Regions from separate parts of the Homo sapiens genome. Here region 1 is linked to region 2. The links are chromatin contacts, found by Hi-C in ENCODE. All regions are on one chromosome and are shown on one strand. Each heading gives the region's core, a stretch centred on a gene start or an enhancer-like site at or near the end of the contact. The rest is flanking DNA. Distances are from core to core; before and after follow the strand shown. Region 1 overlaps RIC8B (RIC8 guanine nucleotide exchange factor B). Region 2 holds the start of CRY1 (cryptochrome circadian regulator 1).

Evidence for each region. A loop is a pair of places that touch in the nucleus more often than their neighbours do. Pooled maps may share reads with other maps.
Region 1: a loop to region 2 is called in a pooled map, with 3 times the contacts of the local background. The contact joins the enhancer-like site here to the promoter of CRY1 in region 2. A Hi-C loop is called at or near these places in 1 of 168 maps with a recorded cell type or tissue (CD4-positive, alpha-beta memory T cell), 1 of 37 single-sample maps with no recorded cell type and 14 of 50 pooled maps.

The regions. Positions count from the first base shown.
Region 1 is chr12:106,837,457-106,843,393 of GRCh38, reverse strand. It overlaps RIC8B (RIC8 guanine nucleotide exchange factor B), which reads right to left. Exons shown (of 10, transcript NM_001330145.2): 5 at 577-805. Among named protein-coding and RNA genes, the nearest start is that of RIC8B, 66 kb to the right of the region's middle. Within about 2 kb of position 3,038, at least 7 of the 41 ENCODE cell types and tissues checked have a DNase peak (open chromatin) inside an H3K27ac peak, as active enhancers do.
Region 2 is chr12:107,091,811-107,097,017 of GRCh38, reverse strand. It overlaps CRY1 (cryptochrome circadian regulator 1), which reads left to right and starts at 3,469. Exons shown (of 13, transcript NM_004075.5): 1 at 3,469-4,214. The coding sequence starts at 4,057. RefSeq lists silencers at 2,998-3,077, 3,408-3,637 and an enhancer at 3,178-3,327.

The DNA of each region.
Region 1 (5,937 bases), core at 1,789-4,288, 250 kb after region 2:
TTTGGTCCTTCCTGGATGTTCCTACATTTTCTAGGATTCCCATGGGCTTAGCCAAAGGGCTTGAATGAAGCAAAATTTTGGTGACTGGACTATGCTACCTTGCTGCCTTTTAATACAGATACCTGACAAAGTGAGTGATAGACCAGAGAATGTATAAACAGCTCACAACAAATGGGAAATTGACAAGGTCTTCTTTTTTCTTTTTTTTGGGAAGATGTCTTTTAGGTATTATGAAGAGTATTTAGCAAGTTTTTGGGGGGATATTTTTTATTTCTAGGACTCACAAAGTAACAAAATGGAACAGTAATTACTTTTTCCTTTGTTTTCAAGCACTAGTCATAATTTTGGTGTTGCATGAACATAATTTTCAGCATTAAACAAATAAATTAACATGGCTTCAGCAATTTATCATATATTGTAATAAACTGCTTTCCAAAGTAAAAACAATTATGCAGCACATCAGTCAGAAAAAAAGCTTAGATTTAAAAATCATGCTCTGTGATGTGTGTCTGTATGTATGGCACATTTACATTCTTTGGAAGCATCTTCCCAGGGCTTCCATTTTATCAGCCTTACCTTGTCTATTCTCTTCTCCATAAAATTCAGTAAAACATGAATGGCCTCCATATTCATACCATTGTATACCATGGTATTGTTTTTCAAAACTGTTTCTTTCTCAGCTGTTTTATTACTGGGCAGTTCATCTAGAGTCGTTGCCTCTTGGGCTGTTTCTTCATGGGTTAACGGACAAATGAGAACATCCAAACAAGAGACTGGAACATTGCTTAAAAGGTTGACTGCATTGCTGAAAAGCAATTAAAAAAATACAATATTTTAACTTGATTGAATAGTCCTTTAAAATGCAAACATAATAAGAAGTTCAAAAGTGACTTTTAAGAGTCAATTAAAATATTTCTTTTCCAAAAATGAGCCATTATGGACACTTGACACTTACTATGAGATAGGAAATAAAAAACTGTTTCAAATATATGTTGTACAAATTAGAAAAAAAACAAATGTTGAATAGACAGACACAATCACATGATGTCATGTCACTTTCTGAAATGCTAAAATAGGAATTAGTGAGCTTTAATGCCAGCTCCTTAATTTTATTATGGCAACAATGCTAGCTTTGCATTTCTTCCCTGGGATTTTAAATCCTTTTGTGGATCCACTGGTGTTTTATTATTCCTTAGATTACAACATAAAGCATTTGAGAAACACTGAAAATAAGCAGCTTATCAGTAGCAACAACAATAAACCAAATATGGTAGAATTAAGTTTTATTCTTTCTAAATGTAGAAAATACAATTTAAAAATCATCCCAATTTTTGTAAGACATATGCAGAAAAAGGGAAATGGAGTTTTTTCTCTCTTTCTTATCATCAGGTCTCTAAATGAAGTTAATATAGCTATTTCTAATCTCTAGCCCCTAGGCCTTTCAGCTGTGTATTAATGAATACACGAGACTGGGATGCACACCAGTAGGGGGAACCCAAACCTTATATTTTTGGCATTCCCTAAAAACCTTGTTCTGTTGTTCAGTGTACAAAAGATTAAAATGACACTAACAATTTCAAAATTAGATATGTTCTCAACAAACATATTTTCTTCCATGAGTTATTTCATATTCTTTCATCTAAAAGGAGTGGTGGTGTTCTGGGCTAACTGGCTCTTATATGCCTGTGCCTTAGAACTTCCTGATCAACAATGGAAAGACAGGCATTTTATTTCCTAGTGACAGAGAAGCAGATCTAAAAATAACCACATCCTGACTAAAAATAAACTCCTGCAAATGCAATTTAAAAGTCCAACCACTTGGAAACCAAATTTAGAGCTTAATCTATCTGATACTATCTTAATTTAGACCAGTAGCTCCTTCTACTTTAGATTATAGTGACACCCTAAAAAATAAAGCAAAACAAACAGAAAAACAAAGAAATAGAAATACAAAAATTTTTCTTTCCTCTACCCTGAATTGTGCTCCACTTCCCCAAGAATGAATATTTCCTTTCTTTTTATATTATGGAAAAATAAAAACCAGTAACAAGTCAGTTGAAAAGTTAGACAATGCAGAACAGAAAGTGGTAATGTATAGGGCATCAAAAAAATGAATCAAGAGCAAAAAATAATTTAACAAGTCATATGAATAAATGGTTCCTAGTAAAATACAAGTTATTTGATTGCCCTCACTAAAACCAAATACTGCTGCTGCTACTGGTGTTATGCACAAAATCTCTATATTTGGTTATTGGTAAATAATCAAAGGTGGCTGAAATATAAGCTTTCCCCAAAACTTTCTCTTAAAACTTTTTTTTGCAAATATCTGTAGTTTATCTTATCTATAGTTCAGAACGTTTTGCTTCTATCTTAAGCACTTAGAAATTGTTACTAAATAATACCATAGATTCATTGAGAATAAAAGGGGGGAAATAACTCTACCTTAGAATTATTTTCAAAAACTGTATACAAGCCATTCTGAAATGTTATGATTTTTTCCCTAAACATCAGGCAATAGGCTCTTAAATACACTGACCGTATGATGCTCTGAACCTACCAGAGACCAGATTGAAAAGTTTCAGATGGGTCATTTCATTACAAAGGAATGTTTCCCCTTTAAATTCGTTTAAAGTAAGCAGTTTCCAGGAATTCAGTAAATTTAAGAAACCAAATGTAGAGTTTGATTCAACAAATATTTGGAGGTTTTAGGCTTTTCAAGAAAAGTTCCCATTTTCTTATTTCTTATTTAACAACTTGGTTTCCAAACAACTACAAAATTAATTTTTCTGGCTCACTGTGTTTGAGCTATTCTTTTTAAGTAAGGAAGGCCAGCTTTTTGAGCTCTGTCACTTCTCTGACAGTTTTATTTGTGGTAGAAGAGTGTATGAAATTCTCCAGCTACCAGGAAGTCAGTGACTATGCACAGATCTGCACAATAGTGTTTGCATTCCTACTCCAGGGGGTAGAAATACTGTGTATATTACACTCCCCTTTTCAGCTTCCTAGAGATCATTAATCACTGAGACATGACATCCTCCCGCTCATGCTCCCAGCCCCCTCCTGATATGCAGATTCAAAAGCAAGACCTATTTAGAACTCCTTAATGCCCTGATTAAAGCCTTGTCAGTTGTGGGAGAGGAAAGGCAATCTAAAATCTAGTCCTCTGTGAATCGCTGGACAAAAACATGAAATTACACTGAAGAACATGATATGGCACACGTAGATCCATAGCTGTTAATAAATCTTGCTGGTCAAATGTATCTTCTTTATATTTGGGGCTTACATATCTTTTTTCAAGGCTGTAAAGTCTATGTAAACGAATCTTAAAATCTCCAAAAGATTTTCCTTTTGCCCTCTTTATTCATTAAAAAAAATTGTTTTTGAGATAGAGTCTCTTGCCCAGGCCAGAGTGCAGTGGCATGATCATGGCTCACTGCAGCCTTGACTTCCCGGGCTCAAATGATCCTCCCACCTCAGCCTCCTGAGTAGCTGGGACCACACGCACACGCCACCATGCCCCTTGCTAATTTTTTAATTTTTAGTAGAGACAAGGTCTCACTATGCTCCCCAAGCTGGTCTCAAACTCCTGGGCTCAAGCAATCTTCCTGCCATGGCTTCCCAAAGTGCTGGAATTACAGGCGTGAGCCACTGCACCCAAACCCCTCAAAATCTTTGAAAAGTATTTTTTTCTTTTGTGGTAAGAGCACTTAACGTAAGACCTATTCCCTTAGCAACATTCTAAGTATACAATACAGTATTGCTAACTATAGGCTCTGCTACACAGGAGATCTCCAGACCTTATCTTGCATAACTAAAACTTTGTATCTTTTGACTGACACCTCCCCATTTACTCCTCTCCCCAGCCCCAGATAACCACTATTCTACTATCTAGTTCTACAAGCTTCACTATTTTAAACTCCTCATAAAAGTGGGATCATGGAGTATTTGTCCTGTGCCTGGTTTATTTCACTTATCATAATGCCCTCCAGATCCACCCATGTTGTTCCAAGTGATGGGATTTCCTTCTTTTTTTAAAGGCTGAATAATACTCTACTGATTCTGCTCTGTGTGTGTATACATATATACGCACATTTTATCCATTCATCTGACTGATAGACATTTAGGTTGTTTCAGTATCTTGGCTATTGTGAACAGTGCTGTAAGGACCATGTGATGAAAATGCAGATATCTCTGTGAAACAGTGATTTTATTTCCTTTGGATATACTCCCAGAAGCGTGATTGCTGAATCAAATAATTCTATTTTTCATCTTTTGAGAAAACTCCACACTGTTTTCCATAATGGCTATACTAATTTACATTCCCACCAACAGTGTAAAAAGATTTCCTTTTCTTCACATCCTTACCATCGATTATCTTTTGTTTTTTGAGGTTTTTTTTTTTTTTTTGGAATAACCCTTCTAACAAGGTATGAGGTGATACTGAGGTTTTGATTTGCATTAGTGATGTTAAGTACCTTTTCATGTACCTGTTGTCTGTTTGCATGTCTTCGTTGGTTAAATGTCTATTCAGGTTCTTTGCCCATTTTAAAATCAGGTTTTTTTTTTGGCTATTAAGAGTTTTTTAATAGGTTTTAGATATTAACCTCTTGAGGTATATGGATTGAAAATACTTTCTCCCATTTCTTAAGCTGCCTTTTCATTTTGTTGACTGTTTCCTTTGCTGTGCAGAAGTTTTCTAGTTTCATGTAATTCTACTTGTCTATATTTGCTTTTGTTGCCTGTGCTTTTGGTGTCATACCCAAGAAATCATTGCCAAGACCAATGTCCGTAAGCTTTTTCTCTCACGTCTCCTGCTCCTGCTCCTCCTGCTCCTCCTCCCTCTTTTTTTTTTTTTTTTGACAGGGTATTGTTCTGTTGCTTAGGTTAGAATGCAGTAGTGTGATCACAGCTCATTACAGCCTCAACCTCTCAAGTTCAAGTGATCCTCCCACCTGAGCCTCCGGAGTAGCTGAGACTACAGGTGTGTCACCATGCCTGGCTAATTTAAGTGTTCTTCTAAGAGTTTTATTGTTTTAGGTTTTACATTTAAGTCTTTAATCTATTTTGAGTTGATTTTTGTGTATGATGTGAGATAAGGATTCAATTTCATTCTTTTAGTGAAATCCAGTCTTCCCAAAACCATTTATTGAAGAGACTATTTTTTTCCCCATTGTGTATTCTTGGCACCCTTGTTGAAGATAACTATATATGCATGAGTTTATTTCTGGACTCTTTCTTTTGTTCTTTTGGTCAATATGTCTGTTTTATGCCAATACAAAAACTGTTTTGATGACAAAGTTTATGGCCTTGATTATGGTAATACCTCTCAGGTATTTACTTAGAATTCCAAACTCATCAAGTTGTATACATTAACTATGTACAGCTTTTTGTGTATCAACCAAACCACAATAAAACCATCTGAAATGATTCAGGCAACGAAAAGAACGATCCCCGACCAGGTGTGGTGCTCACGCCTGTAATCTCAGCACTTCAGGAGGCTGAGGTGGGTGGATCACCTGAGGTCAGGAGTTCGAGATCAGCCTGGCCAACGTGCTAAAACCCCATCTCCACTAAAAATACAAAAATTAGCCAGGCATGCTGGCGCGTGCCTGTAATCCCAGCTACTTGGGAGGATGAAGCAGGAGAACTGGTTGCACCCAGGAGGCAGAGGATGCAGTGAGCCAAGACTGCACTACTGCACTCCAGCCTGGGCAACACAGTGAGACTCTCTGTCAAAAAAAAAAAAAAAAAAAACAAAAGATTTTCAGATGTAAATAAATAATTTTATTTAATCTAACTCAATCCAGTAATTATTTATTATTTACTTATGCCAGGCACTATTTCAGGCAGGTATCACAAAGAAAATAAAGAAAAAATTCCTGTCCTCACAGAACTTATTCTCTGGCATGGACAGAAAAGTAAATAAAATTTTTTTAA
Region 2 (5,207 bases), core at 2,220-4,719:
AAACTCTGTATGGGGCTCCAACCCTACATTTCTCTTCTGCACTGTCCTAGCAGAGGTTCTGCATGAGAGATCTGCCACCACAGAAAACTTCTGCCTGGACATCCAGGCATTTCTATACATGCTCTGAAATCTAGGCAGAGGTTCCCAAACTTGAATTCTTGACTTCTGTCAAGGCTGAACACCATGTGGAAGATGCCAAGGCTTGGAGCTTGCACCCTCAAGCCATGGCCTGAGCTGTACGTTGGCCCCCTTTAACCACAGCTGGAACACAGGGCGCCAAGTCCCAAGGCTGCACAAAGCAGCAAGGCCCTGGGCCTGGCCCACAGAACCATTTTTTCCTCCTAGGCCTCTGGGTCTGTGATGGGAGGGGCTGCTGTGAAGACCTCTGACATGCCCTGGAGACGTTTTCCCCATTGTCTTGGAGAATAACATTTGGCTCCAAATTACTTAGGCAAATTTCTGCAGCTGGTCTGAATTTCTCCTCAGAAAATAGGTTTTTCTTTCTTATCACATTGTCAGGCTGCAAATTTTCCAAACTTTTATGCTCTGCTTCCCTTTTAAACATAAGTTCCAATTCCAAGCCATATTATTTGTGAATATATAAAACTGAATACTTTTAACAGCACCCAAGACACCTCTTGAATGCTTTGCTGCTTTGAAATTTCTTCTGCCAGATACCCTAAATCATCTCTCTCAAGTTCAAAGTTTCACAGATCTCTTTGCTAAAACATAGCAAAAGTCACCTTTATTCTAGTTCCCAAAAAGATCATCTCCATCTGGGACCACCTCAGCCTGGACTTCATTGTCCATATCCCTATCAGTAATTTAGTCAAAGCCATTCAACAAGTCTCCAGGAAGTTCCAAACTTCCCCACATTTTCCTGTCTTCCTATGAGCCCTCCAAACCATTCCAACCTCTGCCTGTTACCCAGTTCCAAAGGTGCTTCCATATTTTTGGGTATCCTTATAGCAGCACCTCCCAGTAGCAATTTACTATATTAGTCTGTTCTCATGCTGCTAATAAAGACACACTCAAGACTGGGTAATTTATAAAGGAAAGAAGTTTAATTGACTCACTGTTCAGCATGGCTGGGGAGGCCTCAGAAAACTGATCATCATGCTAGAAGGGGAAGCCAACACAACCTTCTTCACATAGAGGCAGGAAGGAGAAGTGCTAAGCAAAAGGGGGAAAAGCCCCCTATAAAACCATCAGATCTTGTGAGAACTCACTCACTATCATGAGAACAGCATGAAGGTAACTGCCCCCATGATTAAATTACCTCCTACCGGGTCCCTCCTACAACACGTGTGGATTATGGGAACTACAATTGAAGATGAGATTTGTGTGGGGACACAGCCAAACCATATCATTCATATATATAATTTTAAAAGTATTCTTACAGAACCAAAGAAAGGCTGATATATACTTCTTGTGGCAACAGAAGCAGAAGTAGGGAAGACTATTCAGACAGATTGGCTCTCTAGAGTATTGAATTTACTTTATTGCTGCACTAGTTTGCTAGGGCTGCTGTAAAAAAGCACCACAAATTGGGAGGCTTAGAACAATAGGAACTAACTGTCTCGCAGTTCTAGAGGCCAGAAGTTCAAAATCAAGGTGTCAGCAGTGCGACAGTCCTGTGAAGGTGCTAAGAAAGGATCTGTTCCAGGTCTTTCTCCTAGCTTCCAGTAGTTCCTTGGCTTGTGGCAGCACAGTTCCAATCTTTACATGGTATTTTCCCTGTATGTATATGTATTTCTGTGTCTAAATTTCTCCACTATATGAGGCCACCAATCACACTGGATTAGGGTGCACCCTAATGACCTCATCTTAACTTGAGCATGTACAAAGACCTTATTTCCAAATAAGGCCACATTTATAGTCATTGAGAGTTATATGATTTTGGGGACACACAATTCAACCAATAAGAATTGCCATCTCCTTCTTTCTTTTAACTTTGCCAAACACACTGGTGGCCAACAGCACTCACTCACTCACTCATTCATTCATTAAATAAGCATTTGCCTATGTCAGGCTCTGTTCTGGTGTTGATGCAAAAAATAAAAACAAAAGAAAACTGAATACAGACCCAGTCCTTGAGAAATCACACTTCAGAGGGAATCAGAGGCACATTATTATGATAATAAGTACTATTACTGAGTTGGTATTGCTAGGAATGGGCACTTTTCAACTAATTTTCACGGTAGTGTGAAAAGTGATGTAACAGAAACATACTTGGAGAACCCAGGGAGGTCCTAAATTTGCCCTAGGGATCAGGAATACTTTCAGAAATTAGTTATTATTTCATCTGAGTCTAAAGGGATGCGTAGAAATATCCTAGGTAGCTCAAAGGTGGTAATATTGAGTACTGGATTCCAAAGAAGAGTATTTTATAGAGGAAAAAACAGCAAAGGTTAAGAGACAAATTGTAAACCCCAGGAGGGGTGGGGTTTTAGTCTGTTTTATTAAGTATCTCCTGTATCTCTAGTGCTTTGAACAGTGCCTAGTTCATTCAAAAAGTAATCATTGAATGAATTTAAGGGCATCATATATCTAAGGGATGCCATGGCCTGCAGTTCACTGTCGCTGGAAAAGTAGACAAACGTCCAGTTTCAAAGAGACCGGTAAACTACATTAAATGTAAGAGACGAGGGGTGAAAGGTTGATGATATATATCGCTAGTATTAAAAAAATTCCAGGAAGTCCAGGAATGCCTGGCATCCGTCCTGCCAATTACCCTTTTCCCCAGAGTATGTACAAGGGGGAGGAGGCACCCAAGGGCCAGGAGAGTGGAGGGGCACAGCTCCACAATCTCCAAAGTAGGGTTCTCTGGCCAAAGCAGGATTGAAGCACATGGTTTGGACTTGAAATGTACGTGGAGCCTCCCACTCTCCTCCTTCCACTCCATCCTCCCCTCACTCTCCGCCCGACTCCACCACTGGCTCCTGAAGGAAACCGGACAATTTCCAGGCCCTCCCCAAATCCCACGGGAGGAATCGCCGAGCGCGCTCCTGCCCGCCGGCCCCGCCCCCTTACCCTCTGGAACGCAGCGAGAGCGCACGCGCGCCTAACGGAGCAGCGCGCGCGCCCGCAAGCTCCCCGCATCCCCGTGCTCATCCGGGTCTCAGCGAGCCTCGGCCAATGGTGGCCGCTCATGGCCCTTGGGGGCGGGGCTAAGCCTTCCCTCACAAGGGGCCTGTGGTCAACGCGATTTGCTTCCAAGGGACGGCCACCAGTCGGCACAGGAAAGGGGCAGAGGCAGTGAGTTCAGCGTGTGGACGAGGGTCAACAAGTTTGGGATCAAGCGGCTGCCGCTCCTCCAAAAGCGACCGAAGCGCGAGCAGATTACCCCTCCGAGCCAGTGTAGTAAACACACTTCAGAAACGTGAGGTGCCGGTGGTCACGAGGGGAGCGCGCCCTCCAATGAGGAGCCGGGGGCGGGGCCGAGGCCGCTGACGCGGCGGCGGCGGCAGAGTCACCCGGGCAGCCTCGGGACCGGTCACCGGCCGGCAACCGTCCAGCGGCCTCGACCACCGCCTCTAGCCTCCGTTCCCGGTCCTTTCTCCCGGGCCGAGAGACAGCGTCGCCGACAGGGGCTCATTCCCCTCCGGTTCTCCTCGGTGACTCACCTCGGGCGGGCCGTTTTGTCTTTAGGGGCCGCCTTGGTGGGGCGAGGTTTCCGTGACGAATCTCCTGGGGCCGTCCGTGCCGGCTCGGGCCGTCGTGGCGGCTCGAGCTCCTGGAACTTGCTCAGGCTCCGGAGGTCCGAGGCCCTCGAAGTTATGCGTCGCCTCCAGGCGGTTGCGGCGGGCGCGGGCTCCTAAAGGGCGTCACACCCGGACTCCGCCGACTAGGCAACCTCCATTCATCTTTCCACTGCGCCTCCGGCGCCCCCGCCTTCTCCGGTCCCCTCCTCGGAGTCATTTTTTCCTGTTCCCCCTCTGCCGCCCTTTCCTCACGCCCCGGGTGAGGCAATTCTCTTGGAAGCGAAGGTGTCGGCTATGAGCCGGAGCCTCCTTCCTTGAATTTCTCCGTGGAGGACCCGCCGCGCCCCCCGGCATGGGGGTGAACGCCGTGCACTGGTTCCGAAAGGGGCTCCGGCTCCACGACAACCCCGCCCTGAAGGAGTGCATTCAGGGCGCCGACACCATCCGCTGCGTCTACATCCTGGACCCCTGGTTCGCCGGCTCCTCCAATGTGGGCATCAACAGGTGGCGGTGAGTCACAAGCCCGTGGGAAATGGATTTGGGTGTTTAATGAGTCTGATGTTAATGAATTCCATGCGATCCGCCAAATCTGTGAATTTAGACGTGGGACTGTCTTGCTTATACCGCTTACGAATTTTAGGTGCCCTAAGTATTAAATAGAATTGACTTAATACTTCTCTGGCCAAAGAGTACTGACGACCTGAAACACTCGGTCTTCATCAGTGAGTTATGTGTCTTTCTGTGCTAACTGGAGCTCCTCCCCTGAATTTGTGGAGAATTCTTAGTGCTGGAGTTAAAGAAACACCTTTCCTGTCCTTAGTGGCCATTGTATATGGATTCCCTTGGCCTTTTTGTGGCATTCGGAAGGATTGTGATGTTTCCTGTTTACGTTTGTGTCTAGGTAACTCATAGTATGGAGAAAAATCATTCATTCAGTACAGCAGGCTCCAGATCCAGTGTTCTTCCACCTTGAGGTTACTGTGGGAAAAGCAAGGGAAACAGCATTATCTGGTTTCTCTGCTCGGTTCTTTTTCTCAACTCCTCCTTGTGGTTGCCGAGACAAAGCACAGTTTTTCTTTCTAGGCAAGTTGTAGTCCTTCTAGGGATCAGAGCACTGAAAGAAATCTTAGAGATGCTTTATGATCTTTTCCTGAAACACCAGGCTACATGATTGTTAGGCCCCCTGGTGGAAATAAAAGCATAGCTCAACAGATAGACTCTTGATCACTTAGCATGTGCCAGGCACTGATTTAAATGCTAGGGATATAGCAGTGAGTGAAAGACAGAAAGTCATGTCTTCAAGCAGAAAGTAAAATATGTAGTATTTTAGGTGGTGATAAGTATTGTGGAAAAAAATAGAGCAGAGTAAAGGGATAAAGAATACAAGGGTAGGGATGGGGTTGCAATTTTAAGTATGATCGGGGGAAAAGTCACAGAGAAGGTGACACTTGAGCAGACCTGAAGGAGGTGGTGGGATGCAGATATCTAAGGGAAGACCATTCC